3 separate regions of the Homo sapiens genome follow, and regions 1 and 2 are each linked to region 3. A link is a loop called in an ENCODE intact Hi-C map of the cell type or tissue named here. Cell type or tissue: heart right ventricle. All regions are shown on one strand.

Evidence for each region. Hi-C counts contacts between places; a loop is a spot of excess contacts. Peaks named below come from ENCODE experiments on the same cell type or tissue, not always from the same donor. Only the 100,000 strongest peaks of a DNase experiment are listed, where the experiment ranks them.
Region 1: a loop joins it to region 3, with 4 times the contacts of the local background. A loop is called at or near these places in 66 of 110 quality-filtered maps.
Region 2: it touches region 3 in a loop (4-fold over the local background); 86 of 110 quality-filtered maps call a loop at or near these places.

What each region holds. Positions count from the first base shown.
Region 1 is chr13:97,018,565-97,026,564 of GRCh38, forward strand. No RefSeq gene overlaps it. Among named protein-coding and RNA genes, the nearest start is that of OXGR1, 28 kb to the left of the region's middle. In heart right ventricle, no CTCF peak of the experiment used is centred here; no DNase peak of the experiment used is centred here; H3K27ac peaks cover 162 bases.
Region 2 is chr13:97,105,876-97,113,875 of GRCh38, forward strand. No RefSeq gene overlaps it. Among named protein-coding and RNA genes, the nearest start is that of LINC00456, 70 kb to the right of the region's middle. RefSeq lists a silencer at 4,128-4,307. In heart right ventricle, a CTCF peak has its summit at 4,209 (motif pointing right); a DNase peak (open chromatin) is centred at 4,186; H3K4me3 peaks cover 504 bases; H3K27ac peaks cover 1,317 bases.
Region 3 is chr13:97,356,042-97,364,041 of GRCh38, forward strand. MBNL2 (muscleblind like splicing regulator 2) reads left to right here. Exons shown (of 9, transcript NM_001382683.1): 6 at 755-808; 7 at 1,441-1,594. It also overlaps the pseudogene RNA5SP37. Among named protein-coding and RNA genes, the nearest start is that of RAP2A, 74 kb to the right of the region's middle. RefSeq lists a silencer at 3,679-3,748. In heart right ventricle, a CTCF peak has its summit at 3,613 (motif pointing left); a DNase peak (open chromatin) is centred at 3,626; H3K27ac peaks cover 1,889 bases.

The sequences.
Region 1 (8,000 bases), 340 kb before region 3:
ACAGGGTGGTAGTGAACTAAACTTGTTTCTCAGCACATGCAAAGCACTCTCTATTAATTCCTGGAAATAATTGAGAGAGAATTTGTAGAGCCTGAAGGTCCTGTACTAGCAGGTGGGACCAAAAGCGATGGAAATGAGGCTGATTCAAAGGCATTCTAAGCATCTCTGCTAGACTCTCCGAGAATGCAGGCATAAACCAGACACAGCCCTGGGCCCTGTGCTCACCCTGAAGGCAGCAGGAATGTGCAAGCTCTTCCGGCAAGCCAGAAAAATGTGGCTGTGGCGTTTGTACACCTTTATTCCCGAAAATATCCTATTACTTTTTGAAAATAGATTTAAAAGAGGGGTAGCCTTCTGAAAAATCACCATGATATTTGCTTTCAGTAACATTTGGATAAAATCATCAATTATTTGAGCCATTCCACGATCAATTACTAGGATGTCTGTTAAACTGCATCACCTATAGATGTATATATTAATTGAGGTTTAAAAAATACCTGCTACTCCAGAATGTTTGCTTATATACTCGCAAATTCTGTTGCCTAGAATGGTCAGGGAATATATTCTGCTTAAATTAGAAGACGTTGTTTTCTGGTTCATTAAGTAAAACTTTTCTAAGATCAATCAATACACTTTTCTAACTTGGTCCTGTGATTTCAAAAGCTCATTTGGCAAAAGGACAGGCTGTCGGTCTTTACCTCTGGATGTGGGTTACATTTTGGTCAAATTGGTTGGCAATAAGAAGGCAGCTGGAGGGTGACTGTCAGCACTAGGAGAGGAGCAAAGAGGCTGCCTTCACTTAAACTAATGTTCAAAATTATTTCCCATGAGAAATGCAAATTCCTAGGTCATAAATAGTTTGGAACTAAATGGTGATGCTTACTTTGTGGAATGATTCTCTAACAAAATAAAAAATTCACTGTGATTTCACTGCCCTGGCCTTTCAGCCAAATCTTTCTTCTGAGTTCAAACCCATACATCCCAAATGCCTAAAGAATATTACCATTCAGATGTCTCCAGGCATCCCAAACTCATAAGGTTACCAGAACACTCATTTAAAACTGAATTTCTTTTTGTGTGTACATTCCATAAGTATTCCTCTTCAGGACATCCTTAAACTAAAAATGTTCTCATTCCTTGCCTGAGATTCCAATTTAGCTGGATGTCCTATTATTTTATCTGACAACCTTACAAACTCAACATGTCTGAAATAGAACTTTTCATATTATCATATAAAGCCACTTCTCTCCCTCTGGAATTAGGAAATGGCACCACCACCACCCGCATGCCTTTCTCACACATTAAACCCATTCATTCATTAAATTGTTACACATCTGTTTAATTATAACATCTCTTAAAATTTAACAAACCCACCCAGTTTTTCTCTGTCTCTACTGAACCTCCCCCTGCCCCAGCTTGGCCATCATCATATTTCATCTTCACCAGTCTCCTTCTTTCTCCATATCATAGCCACAGTGGTCTCCCCAATCTACAACCTCATTATACATGAAAACCTCTACATAAAACCATCAAATGGCTCTCTAGGGTGACCAGTTGTTCTGAATAGTCCAGGACTATTTCAGTTTGGCACTGAAAATCCTGTGTCTTGGGAAAGTTCTCAGACCCAGGAAAACTAGAGTGGTTGGTGACCCTATTTCAAGTAAAGCACAAGTTCTTAGTCTGGTTTATAAGACGCTTTGTGCCTTTCCTGACCCCCTAATTACTTTATTAAATGTTATCTCTTGTCTCTTGCCTACTCACAATCTGTATTCCAGTGATGTTAATTTTCTGCCCATTACAAGAGAATTCCATCTAATCTTTTGCATCTCCAGGCTGTAGTACTTTCCTGTCTGAAAGATGTCCATCGTCTGGCTTCCTTTCTGCTCCTCTGGTCCCCTGTCTATGCCATCACACATTCTTCCTAGGTCCTACATGTTATTTAGGTTTAAATTTACACATTTCTTTCTCTAGAAAGCCTTTTCTGAACACTCAATATGTTACAGCACACCTCCCATGAGCACCCAAAGCTCCTGGGATTTAACATGGTAATTTCACTTATGTTCTTTATTATAATGACTATGTTTGTCTTTTGAAAAAAATTTTTAGATGTTATTGTCCTTTGCCATCAGATTCCCTAAGGGAAAGAACAATGGCTATGTTGCTGCGCATTGTGTTCTCAGCACCTAGTAGTGTGTCTGGCACATAGAAATTGATCAATACGTATCTTTTAAATGCAAAAAAAGGCAACTGAATGACAGCCCACTGGATAGCTCTGCCTGGTTCTTTCCCAGGCAAAGTCACCTCCTGTCTAGCATCCCCCTTCCCCCAACTCTCAACTTCTCAGCTTGCTCCTTCTTCTGCATTATTTCTCTAAATAAAGATATGCATCTCTTGTCTTGCCCAAGACAGACATCTAACAGGCATTCCTTTTTTATCCACCTCCTACCTTCCACCTCCAGACAATCACTACATTCGATCACTTCTCACTTTTGCATGACTCAAGAATTTGCTTACTTCTCTACCACTACCCTGGTTCTCCCCCATCATGAACAGAATGCTAATAACCTCCCACCTGGCTTTTTACCTTTTCTACATTTTCCTTTGTAGACACCAGTTTTCACACTGTGGACAAGATGATCTTTTAAAATTACTGCTGATCTTTTCAATTTTATCTTCCTTTACACTTTCCTTCCTTTTCTGGCCCCTCTCTTGGAAGCCTTCCTGATTACTCAGGGCTGGATCTGATGTGTTCCCATGGTGAGTGGTACATAGTCGTAAATGTTGCATTTATAAAATTATCATAAAATTACCTGGTGATGCATGTCAGCTTCCTCCCCTCCAAGGTTAATTCTCTGATGGCAGTCTACAGTTTATCACTTGCTTCACAGAGTCCAATGTCCAGTGCTCAATGGGTGCTTGTAGCACGAGTCAATGAACGGCTCTTTAATACAGGACATTCACTGCTTATCAGTGAATTATTCACATATATACAATGGAGAAAAAGGAACACTGATAAGGTTAAGGTAAACATCAATCGTATCATTTAGAATTATCAGACCTATTATTCTGATTCAAGTGGAAATAAAACTAGCCAGTTAATACTCATGTATTTACATAGGTAAATACAAAAGATAGTATAAACACAGAATTTTTGTTTGTTATTCTTTTTTGCCTATCTGATTTAAAAGACAGCTGTACATACTATGTCTGTGTTGATGGGGACACAATGTATAAAGACGTAATCTGTGACAATAATAACATAAAGAGAGGCAGAGCTATACACGAATGGAGTTTTCGTATACCATCAAAACTAAGTTATCTGCTTTCCAGGTGAAGTTTACGTACATGTGTCACTCAATTCAGAGATTCAGAGTGGAGGTAAGGAATGAAGGGTTCAGTCTGTGAAAAAAACCAATCCACGGTAGGGTTGAACATGAATCTTCCCTTAGTAGCGGTACTGCAGATGTGTGTTTTGCTTGCTCTGTTGCCACAGGCTGGAGGGCAGTGGCTCACCGCAACCTCCACCTCCTGGGTTCAAGTGATTCTCCTGCCTTAGCCTCCCGAGTAGCTGGGATTACAGGCACACACCAACGCACCCGGCTAAATTTTGTAGTTTTAGTAGAGACAGGGTTTTTTGTTGTCCAGGCTGGTCTCGAACTCCCGACCTCAGGTATCTGCCCACCTCGGCCTCCCGAAGTGCTAGGATTTACATGTGTGGGCCACTGCACCCAGCCCAGAGAAGAAAAACTTCTAAAGGGAATAAATCATCTCATCCAAGACTGATATTCTTATATCGTATGTAATATATTGTTACAGCTATTAGCATAGCCAAATTGTAACAATATACTACATATAGATGCTAAGCCATTAATATAAATGACTTGCTATATTGCTCTCAACAATTTGAGATTTGTCTTACTCAAGCTTTTTACCCCTTGTTCTAGCAGGTACATGGTTTTTATAATCCTTGTGGATTTGAAATCTAAGACATCAAAACTAAAGTCAAAAAGACATATCTAATACCAGAATAAAAGCACAGTCAGATGTCTGGAAGATGAATCAGATTTCCAGGTAACTGTCAAACACTTAGTCTTTTTTTAAAAGATGGGGAAAAAAAATTCACAGACCATAATTTTCTCTACATTAAACTTTTCTATGAGCCCTATAAGAGAAGAAAACAGCCTTGGAGAATCAAGATTATTATAAAGAAAACTTACCTGAAGAGAAAAGGATATCTACATAAGATGACTTTTAAAAATTAACACATCTGGAAAATGTATGTAAGTTACCTCTTTCAGAGAAAGAAATTTCAAATGACGTTTCTAAAAGAATAATAACTTTTAAAAGACCTGTATGCAAAAGACACACTTGGCACAAAATGACAGAGGAAAGTTGAAAATAAGTGGATAAAAAGGATATATAAGAAAATTAATAAAAGCAAGCCATAGTAACAGCAAGTAAAATATAATTCCTGATAAAAGGCATTTGTGGTAGATATAATAATGCCCCCCCAAAAGACCCTGTCCTAATCCTGGAAACCTGTGAATGTGTTACCTGTTATGCCAACAGAGACTTTGCCTATATGATTTAGGATGTAGAAATGGGGAGATGATTCTGGATTATGTGGGTGGGTCCAGTGAAATCATAGTATCCTTATAAGAGGGAGGCAGCAGGGTCAGAGTCAGAGAAGAGGATATGGCAACAGAAGCAGAGGTCAGAGGGATGCAGGACAGGAGCCAAGGAACACAGGTGGTGTCTAACAGCTGGAAAAAACGGGAAAATGGATTCTCTCCTAGAGCCTTCAGGAAGCTGGCAGCCTTGTTGACTCCTTGATTTTAGCTCAGTGAAACTTATTCCAGACCCCTGACCTCCATAACTATGAGGTAATAAATTTGTGTTGTTTAAGCCAGTAAATTTGTGGTAATGCAGAAATGAAAACAACCATTAGAAACGATTACAAACACCTCTATGCACACAATCTAGAAAACCTAGAAGAGATGCATAAATTTCTGGACACATACACCCTCCCAGGTCTGAGTCGGGAAGAAACTGATTCTCTAAACAGACCAATAACAAGCTCCGAAATTGAATCAGTGGTAAATAGCCTACCAATAAAAAAAGGCCCAGGACCTGATGAATTCGCAGTTGAATCATACCAGATGTACAAAGAAAAGCTGTTACCATTCACTTCTTCTGAAACTATTCCAAAAAATCGAGGAGGAGGGACTCTTTCCTAACTCACTCTATGAGGCCAGCATCATCTTGATACAAAAACCTGGCAGAGACACAACAAAAAAAGAAAGCTTTAGGCCAATATCCTTGATGAACATTGGTGAAAAATCCTCAACAAAATACTCGCAAACAAATTCAGCCAAAAAGCTTATCCACCATGATTCAGTAGGCTTCATCCCAGGGATGCAAGTTTGTTTCAACATACACAAATCAATAAATGTGATTCATCACATAAACAGAACCAAAACAAAAACCACATGATTATGTCAATAGATGCAGACAAAGCTTTTGATGTAATTCAACACCATTCATGTTAAAAACTCTCAATAAACTAAGTATTGAAGGAACATACCTCAAAATAATAAGAGCCATCTATGGCAAACCCACAGCCAACATTATACTGAATGGGCAAACACGGGAAGCATTCCCCTTGAAAACCAGCACAAGACAAGGATGTCCTCTCTCACCACTTCTATTCAACGTAGTATTGGAAGACCTAGCCAGAGAAATCAGAAAAGTGAAAGAAATAAAGGGCATCCAAATAGGAAGACAGGAAGTAAAAACTATCCCTGTTTGCAGATGACATGATTCTCTATCTAGATAACCCCATAGTCTCAGCCCAAAAGCTCCTCCAGCTAATAAACAACTTCAGCAAAGTTGCAGGATACAAAATAAATGTACAAAAATTATTAGCATTCCTATACACCGAAACAGCCAAACTGAGAGCCAAATCAGAAAGGCAATCTCATTTACAATTGACACACACACACACACACAGACACACACACACACAAACATACTACCTAGGAATACAGCTAACCAGGGAGGTGAAAGATCTCTATAATGAGAATTACAAAACACTACTCAAAGAACTCAAAGAAGACAAACAAATGGAAAAACATTTCATGTTCATGGATAGGAAGAATCAATATCATTAAAGTCGCTATACTGCCCAAAGCAATGTACAGATTCAATGCTATTCCTGTCAAACTACCAACAAGATTCTTCACAGAACTAGAAAAAACTATTTTAAAATGTATATGGTCCAGGCATGGTGCCTCATGCCTGTAATCCCAGTACTCTGGGAGGCTGAGGCGGGCGGATCACCTAAGGTCAGCCTGGCCAACATGTTGAAACCCCATCTGTACTAAAAATACAAAAATTAGCCAGGTGTAGTGGTCGCACCTGTAGTCCCAGCTACTGGAGAGGCCAAGTCATGAGAATCGCTTGAAACCAGGAGGCAAGGGTCGCAGTGAGCCAAGATTAGGTCACTGCACTCCAGCCTGGGCAACAAAGCAAGACTGTCTCAAATATATATGTACGTGTGTGTGTATATATATATACACACATATATATATGTATATGTGTGTGTGTGTGTGTGTACACATGTGTGTGTGTGTATATATATATAACCCAAAAAAAGCCCAAATAGCTAAGGCAGTAGTAAGCAAAAAGAACAAAACTGGAGGCATCACATGACCTGACTTCAAAATATACTACAAGGCTACAGTAACCAAAACAGCATGGTATTGGTACAAAAACAGTCAAGTAGATAAATGGAACAGAATAGAGAGCCCAGAAATAAGCCTGCACATCATTTTCACCTTTAAATTTGGGAAATGTACGGGAGGTAGATAGAATATTTATATCAAATAGAGAAATCATGTATTCTTTATGCCATTGATTATATTGTCAATAATCTTTTGTAGGATGATTTGACACTATACATGAAAAACTTATGGTTTTGTGTATCTTTTGAATTATGACTTTCCATTTCATGATTGTACCTTAAGAAAACAACACAAACATGAGCAAAAATTTAACTAAAAATATATTCCTTACCATATTGTTTATAAAAACTTAGAAAATGGAAATAAATATGCAACACTAAAAAGTTGGCTGAATAAATTGTACCACATTCATATAATAAAGTGTAATTTAGCCATTTAAATGATTTTGTAGAACATTTAATGTCAGAACAATGCTAAAGATTTTACTGGTCAGAATAAACTAGATAAATAGAGATAGACATAATGTAGTTTGAGAACAATTCCAAAGTTCTCAGTGCCTTACACAATGGCACATATAGAACCAGGTGACTCTTTGGGGCAGCTGTCCACCCTGTATGTGTTGGTTTAGCATTTCCAGATATTTCCCTCTTATGGCAAAATCTCTTTTTTTCCATCTCCGAGTTACAGCAAGAAAAGAGCATATCAGATCATCACTACTAGGGATTAAAATGCTTGTACTTCAAAGTAACTTATGTCACTTCAGCTTATGTTTTATTTGCCAAAGTCAACGGCCACATCAAACCTCAAAGGAGAGGGAAGTAAGTCATTTCATGCCCTTAGAAGTAGAGAAGAACACAATATTGATGAATAGTAGTATTCTTACCATTAACATGTATTGTTAAAAGTTTAATATAATAATACAACTTGTAAAAATTGTGTGTACATGTGTTTGTGTATGTGTCTCTACATGTGTATCTATTTGGATAGAGATATAGATAAGATAGACGTGGACAGACACGTGTGTATATAGAATCAACAGAAACTCTCTGGGTAGCAGGACAATAGATGATTTTTATTTTCTCTTTTTTATTATCTGTATTTTCTAAGTTTTTTGCAATGAGCAAATGTTATTGGAATAAGACGTCAGGTTATAACATTAAAAAATATACCAACAAAGAAACTTGTTGGATATATTTTATTTTCCTTGGTAAATGTACATAATATGTTTATAACCATTTGAAGTTCAAATTTTATGAG
Region 2 (8,000 bases), 250 kb before region 3:
TATGTGTGGCAGGGAGGCCTCAGGAAACTTACCATCATGGTGGAAGGTGAAGGGGAAGTAAGCACCTTCTTCACATGGCGGCAGGAAAGAGAGAGCGGTGAGTGAAGTGGGAAGAACCCTTCATAAAACCATCAGAGCTCATGAGAACTCACTCACCATCATGAGAACAGCATGGGGGAAACTGCCTCCATGATCCGATCACCTCCCACCAGGCCCATCCCTGGACTTGTGGGGATTACAGGTTCGAGATGAGATTTGGATGGGGACACAGAGCCAAACCGAATCACCCCTGGAGTGCCACAGATAGGTCACATGTGTGGTGTTGGTCCCTTCAGTTCCTAGGGTGGTGCCGGAGGAGAAGAGGGGAGAAGCCTGGATTCAGACCTCTATAAATGAAGGAGCCTTTATCTATAGAGGTCAGAATGTGACACTCATGACACAGGGGTCTGCTACTTTCTCCTCTGGGTCCGGTGATGGCACTTGCTGGTGTTTCCAATAGATTCGATGCTCTCAGTCTGCTTTTAACTGGAAAAGAACATGATTCATTCATTCAACAAATACTTACTGAATTCCTTATTGAAGAAAGGAGATGCCTGGGGTAGCTGGACCCCCATGCCAAGGCCACTGGCCACGTACAGCCTCGTCTATGTGCCCCAGCATGTCCTGTGAATGTTAGCGTGGGGCATCTGGGGTGAGTTTGCACAAGCTTGAGAACACTGATGGCCACCATGTCAGCAAATACTCTGTGTTGTTATTATTTCTTACTATTTTTAGCCATTAGTACTTCTTAAATAGATATTTCTTTAGGCGGGAAGTCAAGGAAAGCACTGTATTTTCAGGCTCTGCAGAACCTAGCAGTGGTCCTGTCTCTCTGGAGACTGGGGTCTTTTCCGATTTTTAAAACAGGAGAGAAAGGGAGCACATAGTAGTAGTAGTAGTATGACTCTCAGACAATTTAACAGGAAATTTAGTGGTAGAATTTGTAGTGGTAATTGTGGTAAGAATAGTAATTAGTAGTAGAAGTAGAAGTGGTAGTAGTAGTAACTATCTTTCCAAGGCAAAAAAATAGGTAGGATTAAATATCTGTATTAGGGTTCTCTAGAGGGACAGAACTAATAGGATAGCTGTATATATAAAGGGGAATTTATCAGGGAGTATTGACTCACACCGTCACAAGGTGAGGTCCCACAGTAGGCCATCTGCAAGCTGAGGAGCAAGGAAGCCAGTTTCAGCCCCAAAGCTGAAGAACTTGGAGTTCGATGTTCGAGGGCAAGAAGTATCCAGCACGAGAGAAAGATGTAGGCCAGAAAACTAAGCCAGTCTAGTCTTCCCACGTTCTTCTGCCAGCTTATATTCTAGCCTTGCTGGAAGCTGATTAGATGGTGCCCACCTAGGTTGAGGATGGGTCTGCCTTTCCCAGTCCAGTGACTCAAATGTTAATCTCCTTTGGCAACGCCCTCACAGACACACTCGGGAACACTACTTTGCATCCTTCAGTCAAGTTAACACTCAATATTAACTATCATAATATCTAATCTTATATTTTCCATATGTGGGCCCCCAAGAGGTTAGAGGCCAAAGCTTGAAGCAACCAGGTACAAACAAGAAATTTTGTTTAAAATGTAAAGGAAATGTTAAAAAAATTAAACAACATTTTAGAATATTGTGTTTCATCCTAAAAACCCATGCAAAATTTACTTGCTACTTCATAATATTTCTGTGTCATCTCTCCCTTCCTCACCCCCCAAAAGCTGTGAGTTATAAATGTGCTCCTGGGGCCAGGTGCAGTGGCTCACGCCTGTAATCCCAGCACTTTGGGATGCCAAGGCAGGTGGATCACCTGAGGTCAGGGGTTCGAGACCAGCTTGGCCAACATGGTGAAACCCCATCTCTACTAAAAATACAAAAACTAGCTGGGCATGGTGGCGGGCGCCTGTAATTCCAGCTACTTGGGAGACTGAGGCGGGAGGATCGCTTGAACCTGGGAGGCAGAGGTTGCAGTGAGCTTAGCTTGTGCCATTGCACTCCAGTCTGGGTGACAAGAGGGAAACTCTGTATCAGAAAAAAAAAAAAAAAAAAAGTGCTCCTGGAACATGGGCCAAGTTCATCCTGGGACTTCGTGACAATCCCTCCTGTCCTCTCCTGCCCAAGCCCTCGGGGGCTGCACATTCCTCAGCTGAAGAAGAAACACTGCCTGTTGGCCCAACTTGATTCTTACATAGTTTCTTCTCTGGATGGTATGATATAAAAGTCAAACCACAGAGGTTCTAAGTTAACAGAGAAAATGGTGAAGGGGACCAAAAATAAAGAGAAATGATTATTATTGTTATTATTTTGAAGTGAATAGGAATAGGAGTTTTCTCTGGGCTAGCATGACAGCATTCGGGGGATGGAGCTGGCCTCCTGGTATCTTGCTGCAATATCAGAATGGTGGGGAACCCTTGCCCTGACAGCATCGCAGACTGTCAGTGATCCATCACTGTTTATCATACTCACATTAAATTATGCTTGGCGTGTACTATAAGTCTGGAAACCCTGCCAGATTCGGTCTCTGGCTGCAACGTGGCTGCCTCTGACTAAGGAGGCTTGATGGGTATTTTATCATCTTTTTAGAGATGGACGTCGCTTGGGCCTTCTTAGGTAATGCGAGGTATGGTGTTTCCATGAGACCAGAGTAGCTCTCAAGGTGTGATATTTTTCTAGGGGAAGAGCTCTGGGAAAGGGGCTCATGTATTTTTGGCCCTAGACCTGACTTTTTTTAGCTGGCGAATGTGATAAACAGGCTGAATCCTAACTTTCTGTTGGCTGCCCTGATTCTGCGCTGACTCAGCTTTCTTTGTGGCTTCCTGCCAATGCATGTAAGGTACCATCCAAAGTCTGGGAGAAGATGCTCAGTCATCTTTTTATTGTTTCTAGAGAAATGTCCTTAGTGAACAAATAGCCCTGATTGACAGCCATAAAATAAGAGAATTATATCATATAATGTCTACGGTGCTTTCCAGTGTGTGCATTTTTAAACTTTGAAATTTCCAGTTAAATTGAGAGGGAGAGATGCTTCATAGCCCCACAAGAGGTGGAGAGGGGGAACCTTAAAGTATTTCCTGAGCTGAAGTTTCCAATGAAGCAGAAGCATGTTGTAAGTCAGTATCCAGACTAGACAAGACTAAAGTGTCCACTCTCTTTATATCAGAGAGGAATCAAACTAAAACTTTTTGAGGGAAGGTTCAGATTGAGAGTTAGTCTGCTTAATAAGGGATAAATGACCCCACCAGCTCATTAAGTGGAACCTCAGGGACTCACCCTGGAGAATGTACAAATGTGCATCTCTCTCTCCTGGACCCTGATGAGCATAGGATAAACATGCTTAATTTGTAATATTCCTTTCTCTGCAACATAAATGACGTATCTTGGGCAGGCAAGGCTGACCCTTTGATATATTTCACCCATGGTAGGATCTTTAAAACATGAAAGTTTGTTCAGAGACCACAGCTCTAAGCCTGTAGATCATTTTGGAGAGGATGGAAGCCAGGTAGCCTTTGGCAGGGCCCCTGGCATGCTTGGTGCTGTCTTGCTTGATGAGAAATGTGTGGTTCCACCGCCGGGGGTGGGCGGGGGGATTATCCAACAATTTATTTCTACACAACAACGGCACATGAAAAAAAAAAAAAAAGGCTTGGCTCAGAATGTGAGAGCTGAAATGAACCTTCAGGGTCACCTCCATCAACCCCTCTCTCCGCAAACAAAGAACACCAGGACCCCACACGGCTAAGTGGGTGGGTCCCGCTCCCATAGCTAATTAACGGCAGACTCAGGTATAGAAACCTGGTATCTGTAATCAAAATGGCCCTAATTCAAAACCTGGTCGGGCCACTCAGTAAGCCATGTTCCCCTCGGTAATTTATCCAGTCCCCCCTGAGCCTCACTTTGCTCCGCCACAAAACAAGAATGACCCTCCTTGCTTTTTAGGGCTCCTCTGCAGATTAAATTCATTAGCACCTCGAACGTTGGAAAGACACAATATTTTCTTGCCCTCCCCTCCTCTTATCAGCTTGAATCGATGCGTCATGAACTCAGTGATTTCCTCTTCGCAAGCCTGCTCTGGATGCAGTCTGGTGTTACATAACCGGCTGGCTGAGGACGCAGGTCCCCTGGGCGCTGCCGGCGCGCTGTGACCAGACACGCGGGCGCGGGTGGGGGGTTCCGTCCAGCAGAGGGCGGCAAAGGACGCCCGGCGCGGTCCCACGGCCCTGCGGGCGAGCAGCAAGCTACTGCGTTCCCTTCGGGAAGGCCTAATGAGCTCTTCCTGCACCGTGTTCTTTTCGGTAGAAGCATTTTTCCTGCCTCACTTAAGTGAGTACACAGTGTTTTGGCAACTGCCATGTGTCCATATTTTTTTTTAGTTTTTGCTTTGTTTGGTTCTGGTTTACTTGAGGGGCGCTCATGACATTTGCTAAGCATTTCCACGCTTATGGTCTTCTCGCAGTTTGATGTCTCCAGTGCCCCAAAAGGAGTCATTTTTATTCCCAATTTACAGATGATGACGGCGATATTCAGATAAGTTTAGTGACGTGGCAGAAGCAGATGCCCTTTCTAAACCAAGGAAGGGGCTGGGATGAGGAAGGGGAGGTATTTAATTTGACCGTTTCTGCCTCCTTCTGTCAGACATATTCGACAGGATTTATTCGGTGCTTGAGGTAAGTCAGGTACTTTTGTAAGTGCCTGGGAACATGAAATAAAAAGGAGGTGGCAAGTCTTCAATTTAATTCGAAAGACTGCATAATTTTTTTGACCTCTGAAAGTGGTTTGGGAGGAGGTAGAGGCTGGGTTTCCTGCAGTGTAGACAGGGTCTGTTACACCCGCTCCCTCCCAGAACTGCTGGATCCCAATCTGCAGTTTCACAAGCCCCCAGGTGACTTATCCACACACTTTAAAGTGTGAGATGCGCAGCCCTGGAGGGCACCCAGGAGCTCCATTCAAATATTTGGAAGGCCAATATTTGAAAGAGTAAGTGTATTTGTTTTGTTTTGCTCTAAAAGATAGGTTTAAGTTTAATTAACATAAGCCACAAGAAAACGAGATTTCCAAATCCTGTAATGAACAGGGGATTTGGAGTCGGGCCTTCTCCTAAACCTTACTAGCTTGTTACTAGTTGCCAGGTGAGTTGAAGCTGGAGGGACTTGGCGAAACTTCTTCTCTCTGATTCTTATGACTCCTAAGATGGGAATGTTGTTCTCTAGCCCCCACTGGGTGACTGCTGTTGGCTTTTCCCCATCGAATAAGATAGGAAATTTGAAAGTTGTAATTATTAACTGCCCGGGTCAGAGATAGAGCGCTCTGCTCTGTGAGGTAGTAAGTGGCTCTTCACACATTGAGGGACAGTGCAAATGGAGGTGGGGATGTATATTTGGGGCTCTTATGAAATTCAGTATGGTTGGGGCATGTAGTGGGGATGGAGGTGGAGGTGAAGAATGCGAGAGCTGATGGCACAATTAGGACTAGAACCCAGAAGTTCACTCATTTCATAGTTATTGTGTTAGAAGTAAGAGCAGTCCCCACAATGCCCCACCCTTAGTTTGGCTCCCCCGCTCCCCCCGCCTTACAGACAGGGTCTTGCTCTGATGTCCTGGCTGGAGTGCAGTGGTGCCATCATAGTTCACTGTAGCCTTGAAACCCCCCTGGGCTCAAGGTGTGAGCCACTACACCTGGCCTGACGCCTTAAAACTAATGCTAGATGACATCTGCTTAGTTGGGAGCATCACAGACCACATACCAGGGGTGTCCAATCTTTTGGCTTCCCTGGGCCACACTGGAAGAGGAAGAATTGTTTTGAACTACACATAAAATACACTAACACTAACAATAGCTGACATGTTAAAAAAATAAAACAAACTCATAATGTTTTAAGAAAGTTTAAGTATTTGTGTTGGGCTGCATTCAAAGCTGTCCTGGGCCACATGCCACCCATGGGCTGCAGGTTGGAAAAGCTTGACCTGGATTCTTCTAGCTAATTGTGAGTATAGGAGAAGGCCGTCTGTTTACTGCTTCTGGAGCCCTCTGCGTAAGTGCAATTAGGAACGAGTGGAAACAATGAGGAGGGGAGCATAAGAATAGCTTGGTTGTGACCACTGGAACCCAAAGCAGCACTTGTCTTGTCAGCGCTGTGTTATCAATCAGGAAGGCAGCCGTGGCTTCTCCCGGGAGGCAGGCACCAAGATGAGGAAGCCTGAAGTTCTGGGCCCTGCAGAGTCCTTTCAGTGCAGGGGGGCAGAGAGAAGGAGCGTGAGGAGACCCACATGGGAGGCATGCAGGAGGCCCTCTGTGTATGTCTATGGAATGGGCCCCTCAAGGAGCCGCTAAGCAGCGGGAAACTCCACCCACTGGCTTATTCTCACCCCTGGGCTCCTCCATCCCCTCACCCTTCATAGAGCCCAAAACAAAGACAAAACTTGTGCCAGCTTCAGAAAGGTCAGTTCTGATTTAGACCTTTGGTCTGACTTGAATGGCATCTCTTAAATACTGAGTTAATTAAAGAAAGGGCACAATCTACAGAAACCCATTCTATCAAGTTCTGCCTCAGAGAACGCCCGTTAGCCTGACATAGGATGTTTCCTTAGTGTTGTCGTTGCCTGTTGTTGGGCCCTCCAGACAAGCTCAGCGCCGTAGTCGCTCCATGTTCGAGCTCTGTTTTGTAAGCCATCTAGCATTTTGCTTCCAAGGGTGGAAGGCTGGAGTGGCAGAGGAGCTGAGAAATGTAATATCAGCCAGTGAGGAATGCAGACTGGAACCTGAACCGTCTTTGGTTTACATAGTCTTGGTTGAAATGATGTGGTCATTTATCTCGATGGATGTTTATCCTACTCAAGACAGTTTCTTCCTAAACCAGGGCAAGACTTTCCCCCTCCCCTCCTTTCTCCACTTCTCTTCTTCCATCCCCTCAGCATTGAATCCTTCCAGTGCCCAGGAATTCCTCCAGATCCTATACGTTCCAGAAACAGGCAACCTCCTGCTCATTCAAGGAATGCTGGAATTTAATACTGTCTGTGCCACCTTTTTTTTTGCCCTGAATGACTGAATGAGTGAATGAATGAATGAATCACATAGAAAACACCTTGTCGTTTCAACTTAATTCTGAAAATACATTCAAATGTATTTTTGTGCTTTTTGCTGAGTTTCTACCTGAAACAGATGCCCATCCTTTTCACACCATTGGCAGTTTCGTGTGATTTTATTTTTTCCCTTCCTCAGATTTCCTGGTTACTTTTTTTTTCAAAGCATGAAGCTGTAAAAAGAGTGTGGGATTTGGAACTGGGCTGCCTGCATATTAGTCCCAGACTTGCCCCCGACTCGCTGACAAACCCTGAGCACGCCACTCACCCTGTGAGCCTCAGTTTCCCCACCAGTGAACAGAGACCCAGCCAAGCTCCCGTGAGTTCTGTGAGGATGTACAAAAAAGAGCTTTGAAAAGGTGACATGCAGATGACTCTCTTTCTTTTCTTTTCTTTTCTCTTTCTTTCTTTCTCTCTCTCTCCCTCCCCACCTCCCTCCCTTCCTCCCTCTCTCTCTCTTTCTCGCTCTTTCTTTCTCTTTCTCTCTCTTTCTTTCTTTCTCTTTCTTTCTCCTTTCTTTCTTTTCCTCTACTGTGTCATCTCCATTTGCTTTCTCTAATGTTCTTCTCTTTTCTCTCCTGAAAACTGGCATTTTAAAAACTGTTGCTGTTGCAATGAGTACTTGCCTTTTAAAAATCTTCAAGTTGCTAAGCAGCGTCAGCCCCCCCTTCCCCTTTTGTGCAGCCTGGTTGCCATAGTATCATCTGAGCATGGTAACAAGAGGCAAAGAGCAATCATTTTTCACTAAATAGGGCTGGGCAGACAGATAAACATGCTGCAGTGTTTCCTTACAACCTGTCTCGAGGAAGGGGGGATGCTGCTCTGTAGTACACAACTCTGTTGCTTTCATCAGCCGCTACCTTGGTTTCCTGTTGGCTGAGAGCGGCTCTCCTC
Region 3 (8,000 bases):
GATGATGGAATACAAGTGGGGAATTCTGGAAACTCACTATTTAAATTCAAGGCACTAAATTTGGAACTTTAGTCCACATTACAAGACTCGCACTAGCAGAGTGAAGACAAGAATTGAGACAATTATCCACATGATTCAGACAAAAAATAAAGATCCAAACCCAACAGTTTCGCCTAAATAATCTTGTGTTTGAATATTTTTTTGCCTGAATTTTTTGTCTCAGTTCGCCACTTCATTTTGTTAGGCCAGCTATGAATTTTAAATTATTTTTATGAAAAATTTCAACTTGGGTCATATCCTTACTCGATGGACTCATTATTTCATATTTGAAAACTAACTTATCAGAAGTTCTTCGATCCTATGGCCCTTACAAATTTTGCATTTTTTTTTCTGAAGCAATATAAAAAATGCTTATGGTGTGTATGCAAGCTGCTGTTTTAATTAACTTTCCTGAATTTCAAACATCTATATTTTACTCTCTTATATGCTTTTAACTAAGGTATAGTAGATGCATTTTTGCTTCAATACTAATTTAAGGTGTAATATTCATTTCTTTAGAGAACATTTTTGTTGTTGTGCATGCCTAGTGTTTTGTACGTTGTATATTGCATTCAGAATATTTTTTTCCTTCTCACCTATCCACAATGCAATGCCGTTCCCATGATGCACCTCTGCTTGCTGTTTACCTGTATGTTAATTCGCTTGAATCCCATTGGCCCACTGCCATCATGTGCTCGCTGCCTGTTATTAAAAGACTCAGTCGACTGCCAAAGCAATGAAGCGACCTCTCGAAGCAACTGTAGACCTGGTACTTTGACCTTTCACCTTTCGCTTTGCATGTAGCTTTTCAGAGAACCATCTGAGATTTGTATTACTTGTAAAATACTGGTTGCAAACAATCATTATTATTAATTTATGGAAAAAATCCAATAAGGTGTTTAGCCATCTCATTCTCATATGTAATCTGTGAAATAAATTAATCCTAACAAATTTTAATACCTTTTCCAAAAGAGTGAAGCAAATTTAAATTATTTGACTCAGAAAATGTTCATTATAATTCGTATTAACCTTTAAATTCAAGAAATTGCCATTTAGTTAAAGAAAAGAATAGGTATTAATAATAACACCAATGCTTCGTCCCCCCTTAGAATAGTTTAACTCATTTTAAAAGCTGAAGCCATTTTTTTTGTTGTTGTTGCTTGATAGTTTTTCTTTTCCTTAGTTGAGATGCTACCGTTTTGGGTTACAGAAATCATGCTTTCGCTCTCAATAACAAATTCTCACTCATTCGACATTGCCGCTGTTTAAATTAAGGTGCATGGCAGAGGCATCTCCTTAGCTGTCATTTTTAAAAAGAATGTTGCAATTGATGATCTCTGTGAACATGGAAGGTGTGTTTGCTTTAAGTTAGACATATCTTATCGAATTCTTCATTTCTAGGCCTTTCCCCCTGGTGCTCTTCATCCTTTACCAAAGAGACAAGCACTTGAAAAAAGCAATGGTACCAGCGCGGTCTTTAACCCCAGCGTCTTGCACTACCAGCAGGCTCTCACCAGCGCACAGTTGCAGCAACACGCCGCGTTCATTCCAACAGGTATGTGCCCTTACTGCCCTACGTCCTGTGCCCTTCTGGTCATGTGCTTTCTTCTCATTTCTCTAAGCTGTTTGGTGGCATCTAGTTTGCTTTTGAAGGTATAATACAGTTTGAAATTCATCGTTGTCCTAGCTATCTAAATGTATTTACCTTACTTTGAATGATAGCTAAAGACTGTTAGGATTCTAAAGCCAAATATTTGATAGATTGAAGAGACAGATTTAACCCATGAGAAACAGCAGTTAGGGCTTTTGGTTTCTTGTATTTGCACAAGCCCTGTAAAATTGTTTATGTAAATAAGACCTTTTATGTGTGACAATTGAAATTTGTCCTTAACTCTGAATGACCTAAAAATAGCAATTCCAGTAAATACTAACCATTTTTTTCTATTTCTATTCAGAGCACTAAAACAATGAGGCTATTCAAATTAAAGCAATTCTCTACTCATATTTTTATATTCATTCTATCTCTTTCTCCATCCTTCTCAACTTTCACCAAGTTCACAAGTATATAGAGCTCTTATCCTCAGTGTCTAAGCCAATGCCTGATACTATTACGTACGATGTGCATTAACTATGATTCCACTAAAAGATCCATTGTAATAGTCATAGAATCTTAGAGTTTAAAGGACTCTTAGTGATCTCCTCATCCAGCTGATTGTTTTACAGATGAGAAAACTGAGGCCCCCTAAATGAGAAGTGACTTTCCAAGGTGCCACAACTAATGAGAAAAAGAACTGAGTTTCCCTGTGACCAAACCCATTTACATCACATTCTACCACCTGGGCCCGCCTATATATACACATTCCACAGAGTTCTCCTGAAAAAAGAAAAAAGCAGATAAAAGTGAATTTTTAAATAACTGACCCCAAAAAGTCAGATAAAAGTAAAAAAACAAAAGTATAAATCATGTCATCCCTCCCCCATTTGCACCGACATCTCTAACCACAGACACACACACGCACACCATACGCAAAGATAGTCACCATAATTGACCATGTTTTTCACCTTTTAGTCAATGTTAGAAGCAAGGGGTAACTTAAGTCCTGGTGGGAAGACCATCCATTGAGTTCTTTGAAAGTCAACATTTTTCAGCCCACGATAGTGAAATGAAAGTAAATATAAATGAATAACAATTCTAACAAAAAGAGTTTTTTGATTCAAATCCATTAGTTTGAACTTTTCGAGCTTATTATCCATTTCCTTAAATCCCATAGCTTATCAGAGTTAACATCAGAGGGAGGTAAAATATTTCTGTGATATTCTTTGTATAAAATCTACACTTTGAAATGGATTAGTAACCTGTGAACAATACATATTTTAGTTAACATATAAATTATGTGAGCAAAGTGGTTTTCAGTGTTTTTTTCTTATTTTAGTTTTGAACCTGTCTTAAACTCACAGACTTGTAGAAGAAATCTCTAATTCAGTATTTATTAGGAGTTCACTTTTGCCCTATTACAGCCTTAATTAGTGACATCCCAGTGCTGTTACAGCATAGCAGTGTCTTAATATGTAATCTAATTGAAATAACACATTTGTAAAATAATTACTAGAAGGTAAACTTACGTTAATGTCCTGTGTGGTTTCTACAAAGTGTGTCATTGTAGACCTCTTGGCCACTAGATATTTTAAGATAAAAAAAAAAAAATTAAGGAAGAATATACTGAGGGGAAAAACGTAAAAGGAGAAGCCTGTTTCTGAAGAATGGATGTTACTGCCATTACCATGTCCTGGGAATACCTATGAAGCTCTGGTGCTAAGCCTGCCAAAAGAATCTGAAGCCCTCCAGCACATGTTTAACTCTCAAACCCAACAATGACTGATTTGTTAAATCACTGAAAGAATCATCACTTTAAAATGTTTCACCTTTTAAACATTTTAAAGCAAGGATAAACATTTCCAAAGCAAGGATAAACAACATCCCTTACGCAACGACCTGATTTTTGTTGATGAAATGTATCTCATGAAGGACCCATACGGCTACATTGGCTGCTGTGGTTGTGTACTTCCGCCCTCTGGTGGATTCTTTAAGAACAGCTTAAGTGTGTCTGGCAACCCTCAATACAGTGGGCTTTGGAAGCCAAAAAGTGGGTCCTAGCGCACCAATACAGTGACTAGAAGGGTTTCCATTTCTTACATGACATGAATATCAGAGTGAACAAGCATGTGGATCTAGTGTTCTGAAATGGTATTTCAACTGCTAAGAATTTTCACATTTCTCTTAAATGAGGAAAGAGAAAATAATTTTATTAAAAGGAAATTAAAATAATCTTTCTCCCGCTTAAACCCATACCAGGAATTTTATTGTTCATTTTAGCTTAAGTTTTTGCTTCTGATTTTCTTTCTTATAAACCCATTTTCAACTTTATTTCTAAAATGATAATGGTAATAATCAATCATTGTTCATCATTGTTGGTTTGAAACCTCTGCAAATCAAGTGAAGATGTTCAAAAATAATTATTATAACTTGGTACATAGAGGACCCATTACTTTTAAATGAACAGATTTTGATTTTTCTATAAATGTTTTACGTAAACATAAATATGAAACAAAAATAGCATTTTTGTTTTAACCATTCATAGTTAAAGCTTTTGATATGATACTAAAATTCTCCCATTGACACAATGTGAATTTGGATTTTAGGAATTCTGCCTCCAGGTTGCAAAGATATTAATATAAAATTTTATGCAAAATATGAGAGTCTTCTCCCAAACTATGCTAAGATAATTATTGCCCTGCTTGATGGCCTAGCACATTTGCCATGGGTGGGAGTTTTCTTTTTTTTTCTTTTTTCATTGGGATTATTTTAACCAAGTAGTTAGACTTTTTCTTTTCTATGTTAGGAAAGTGGCAAAACCACACACACTTACAAAAATAGCAGCATAATAATTCTTGGCATTTCTCTGACAGGTTTATTCTAAGTTACTGTAAGTGTTCTTATAGACATTATCTCATTATTCTTCAAGATGTTGCAGTTCTGTTAGTGGCAGGCACGGTTATTTGCATTTTGCAGATGGAAAAACTGAGGCTGTGTCTACACCGCAAAGTGGAACTACCCAGATAATTCTGGCTCACAGATACGACAGCTGAAATATTTGTGCAACTGAAGCAGAAAACATTTGAGAAGTCTTTGTTCATAGAATTGGTGCCTAGTGAAGTGCTTCAGCTGATCAGAACAAAGGCAACCCACAGAAGCCTTCCTTGATTTATTTCATTATACTGGAAGTACAGAATAAGTAGAACAGGGGACAGTGCCCAGATACAGCCTAATTATGAGAAACGTGTAAATGTTACATCAGATTATCACATGACTTGGTGAAAGATTGATCAGTGTTTAGTGGCATCTGTATCTGCATAAGCACAACAAAATTTATTCCATTCAATTCATTAAAACATACCTTGAACCCGTGGTATGTTCTGGGTTCCAGAGCCAGTAATGAGAATACAAAAGAGTTCATAAAGAGGTGAAAACCAAATATTATACAGAGGATGAAGGAGTACCTGAGGGTCTGGGCAAAGCTATTCGAGAGTGAAGGAGAGGAGACAATGAATTCTGCCTTCAGCATGTGCACCAGGTGGTGGTTACGAAGGATATGGAGAAACAAGACTTTCTGAAGTAGGAGAAATTTGCCTAGGAGTTTGAAGAGAAGCAAGATTTTATCAGTGGGGGAAAAGCATCCCAGTTGGGACATGGGAAGAGTGTACTTGAAGAATAGAAAATTGTCCATTGTAGCTATAACATGAAGTACATACAGGGTATATGCAGAGAGTAGAGGATGGGAGTGTTGTACAAAGGCAGAGATGGGGCTTGCTAAGAAGATCAGGACCAGAATCTGGCATTAAGGGAGCCACACATGCATAAGTTATGCATTTCCAATATCACATCACTATTAGGCCACTTAGAGAGAGAGGCTCATGGAATTAATTTGGTTAAGGATTTCAGCCACATCCAGGACTGAAGCCAAAGTAACATGACTGATCCTAGCCCAGTGTGGCTACAGGAGCTGTGGATTATTTGCAATCCCAATGATATTCACATGCATGGCACAGCAAAGCTCTCCAAGACACCCCCCTCCACACTGGAATGAAAGAAAAATAAGAGCGGATTTTTATAGGCGTAATTTTTTTTTTTTTTTTTTTTTTTTTTTTTGAGACAGAGTCTCGCTCTGTCACCCAGGCTGGAGTGCAGTGGCATGATCTTGGCTCACTGCAACCTCCGCCTCCCGGGTTCAAGAGGTTCTCTTGCCTCAGCCTTCCAAGTAGCTGGGGTTACAAGCGTCTGCCATCACACCTGGCTAATTTTTTTTGTATTTTTCGTAGAGACAGGATTTTACCATCTTGGCCAGACTGGTCTTGATCTCCTTGACCTTGTGATCCACCCACCTCAGCCTCCCAAAGTGCTGGGATTACAGGCGTGAGCCACTGTGCCCAGCCATTTTTTTATGAGTACAAGTTGAGTGCCCCTTGATCCAAAATGCTTGGGACCAGAAATATTTCAGATTTTGGATTTTTTTTTCAGATTTTGGAATATTTGGATTACATTAACAGTTGAGCATCCCATATTTGAAAATCTGAAATCTGAAATGCTCCAAGAAGGATTTTCTTTGAGGGGTATGTCAGCACTCAAAAAGTTTTGGATTTTAGAGCATTTTGGATTTGGATTTTCAGACCTGGAATGCTCAACCTGTACTATGAATGAAAAAGTAGAGTTCAGTGAGATTAAAAATAGAAACTGACTTGATGGCATGGGGAGGTAGGTAAAATAACAATTGAGCATTTTCTAAAGAAGTGACATATACCCTGAGATCTGGAAGATGAAAAGAGTGGGGTGAAGATTATTCTAGGCCAAGGGGACAGCTTGTGGGAAGTTCAAAAATAGGGCAAATGTGTAATGTGTTCAGTTCAAAGAAAAGAAAAATTAATCTGTCTGGAGCATGGTGCCAGGGAGGTGTAAGATGGCCTGGGGAGGTAGTCAGAGACTAGACCACACGGGACCTTTATCCTAAAAGCAATGAGAAACCACTGAATGGTTTCCAGCAGAGGAGTGGCCAGGCCTGCATTTGGAAAGATCTACTCTGCCAGAAGCTGGAGAATGAACTAAGGAGGGACGAGAATGGAAGCAGGAAGACCACTTAGGATGTTATCACATAGCCAGCCTAGAGATAATAGTGACCAGGACTTCAGATGTGGCAGTAGTGATGGATGAACAGATGAATGCAAGCTGCATGCTAGAAGCAGGATTGCTTTGGCTGATTGGTCAGCTGGACCCAGGAAGTTCACAAGGGGAAGGGGTGTGAGGCATAACTTTCAGTTCGGTCTAGAGTTCTAGTTAGATGGTGATGCCCATCAGGCATCTTCTGAGGTGTAGAAAGTTTCTCCCATCCAAGTACTAACCAGGCCCAACCCTGCTTAGCTTCCGAGATCAGACAAGATCTGGCGCCTTCAGGGTAGTATGGCCATAGACCGAGGTGTAGAAAGTTTCTGTGAGAAAGATCAAAGTTTGTCCCTGTTACATTTGAGACACTTATGAGACATCCAAGCAGAGAGGTGAGGAGGGCAGTTAGAGGAAAGGACCTGGAACTCTGAGAAGAGATCTGCGTGGGATACACAAACATGGAAGCTCCTGGAATCCAAACCCATGAAGTGAATGATACACCACAGGAAATGTAGCGTAGATGAAAAGGACCCAAGACTGAGTCCTGAGGAACTCCAGCATAGAGAGGGTGAGGGAAGGAAGATCGTTCAGCAAAGTAGACAAAGGGAGTTGCCAGAAAGAAAAACTGTGTGTGTGTGTGTGTGTGTGTGTGTGTGTGTGTGTGTGTGTGTGATCAAAAATCTAAGGGAAGAAAGTGGCTTCCGATGGAGGGAAGGGCGGAGTGCTGAATGCTGCTGAGAATTAGGAACAGTGAGATGAGGACAGGAGAGTTCCTGCTGGCTGCAGCAATATGGGATTTTTCTGTGGATTGGCATTCACAATTTAAGTGCAAAGGTCAAATGAAAGCCAAATTGAAGAGGAATGAAGACTCAGTAGGGATAGGGAAGTAAACATTTATGTGTAGGTAGATTTCCAGAAGTTTGATTGTGAAGATGAGAGAATAGGGCTGGAGAAAGGTTTAAGTTGGATGTATTGGCACACATTTGTTGAAGAATCTGGCAGTAGCCCAGTTAAATAGCCCCCTCCTGACTAGGTCATGTTAGCTTGATCGAAATGTAGTTCAGGCAAAAAGTCGCCCTCCAGCGTGAACAGCTCCACAGAGAGAATAAAGACCTACACATCTCAAATTCTCCAACTAATATCTCAGAAGTCAGTTCTGAAACTCTAAGAGGGCACTCCTACATTTACGAGAAACTACTTCTCAGGCACCTACATGACACCCAGTCTTCAGTGATCTAAATCCATGTAT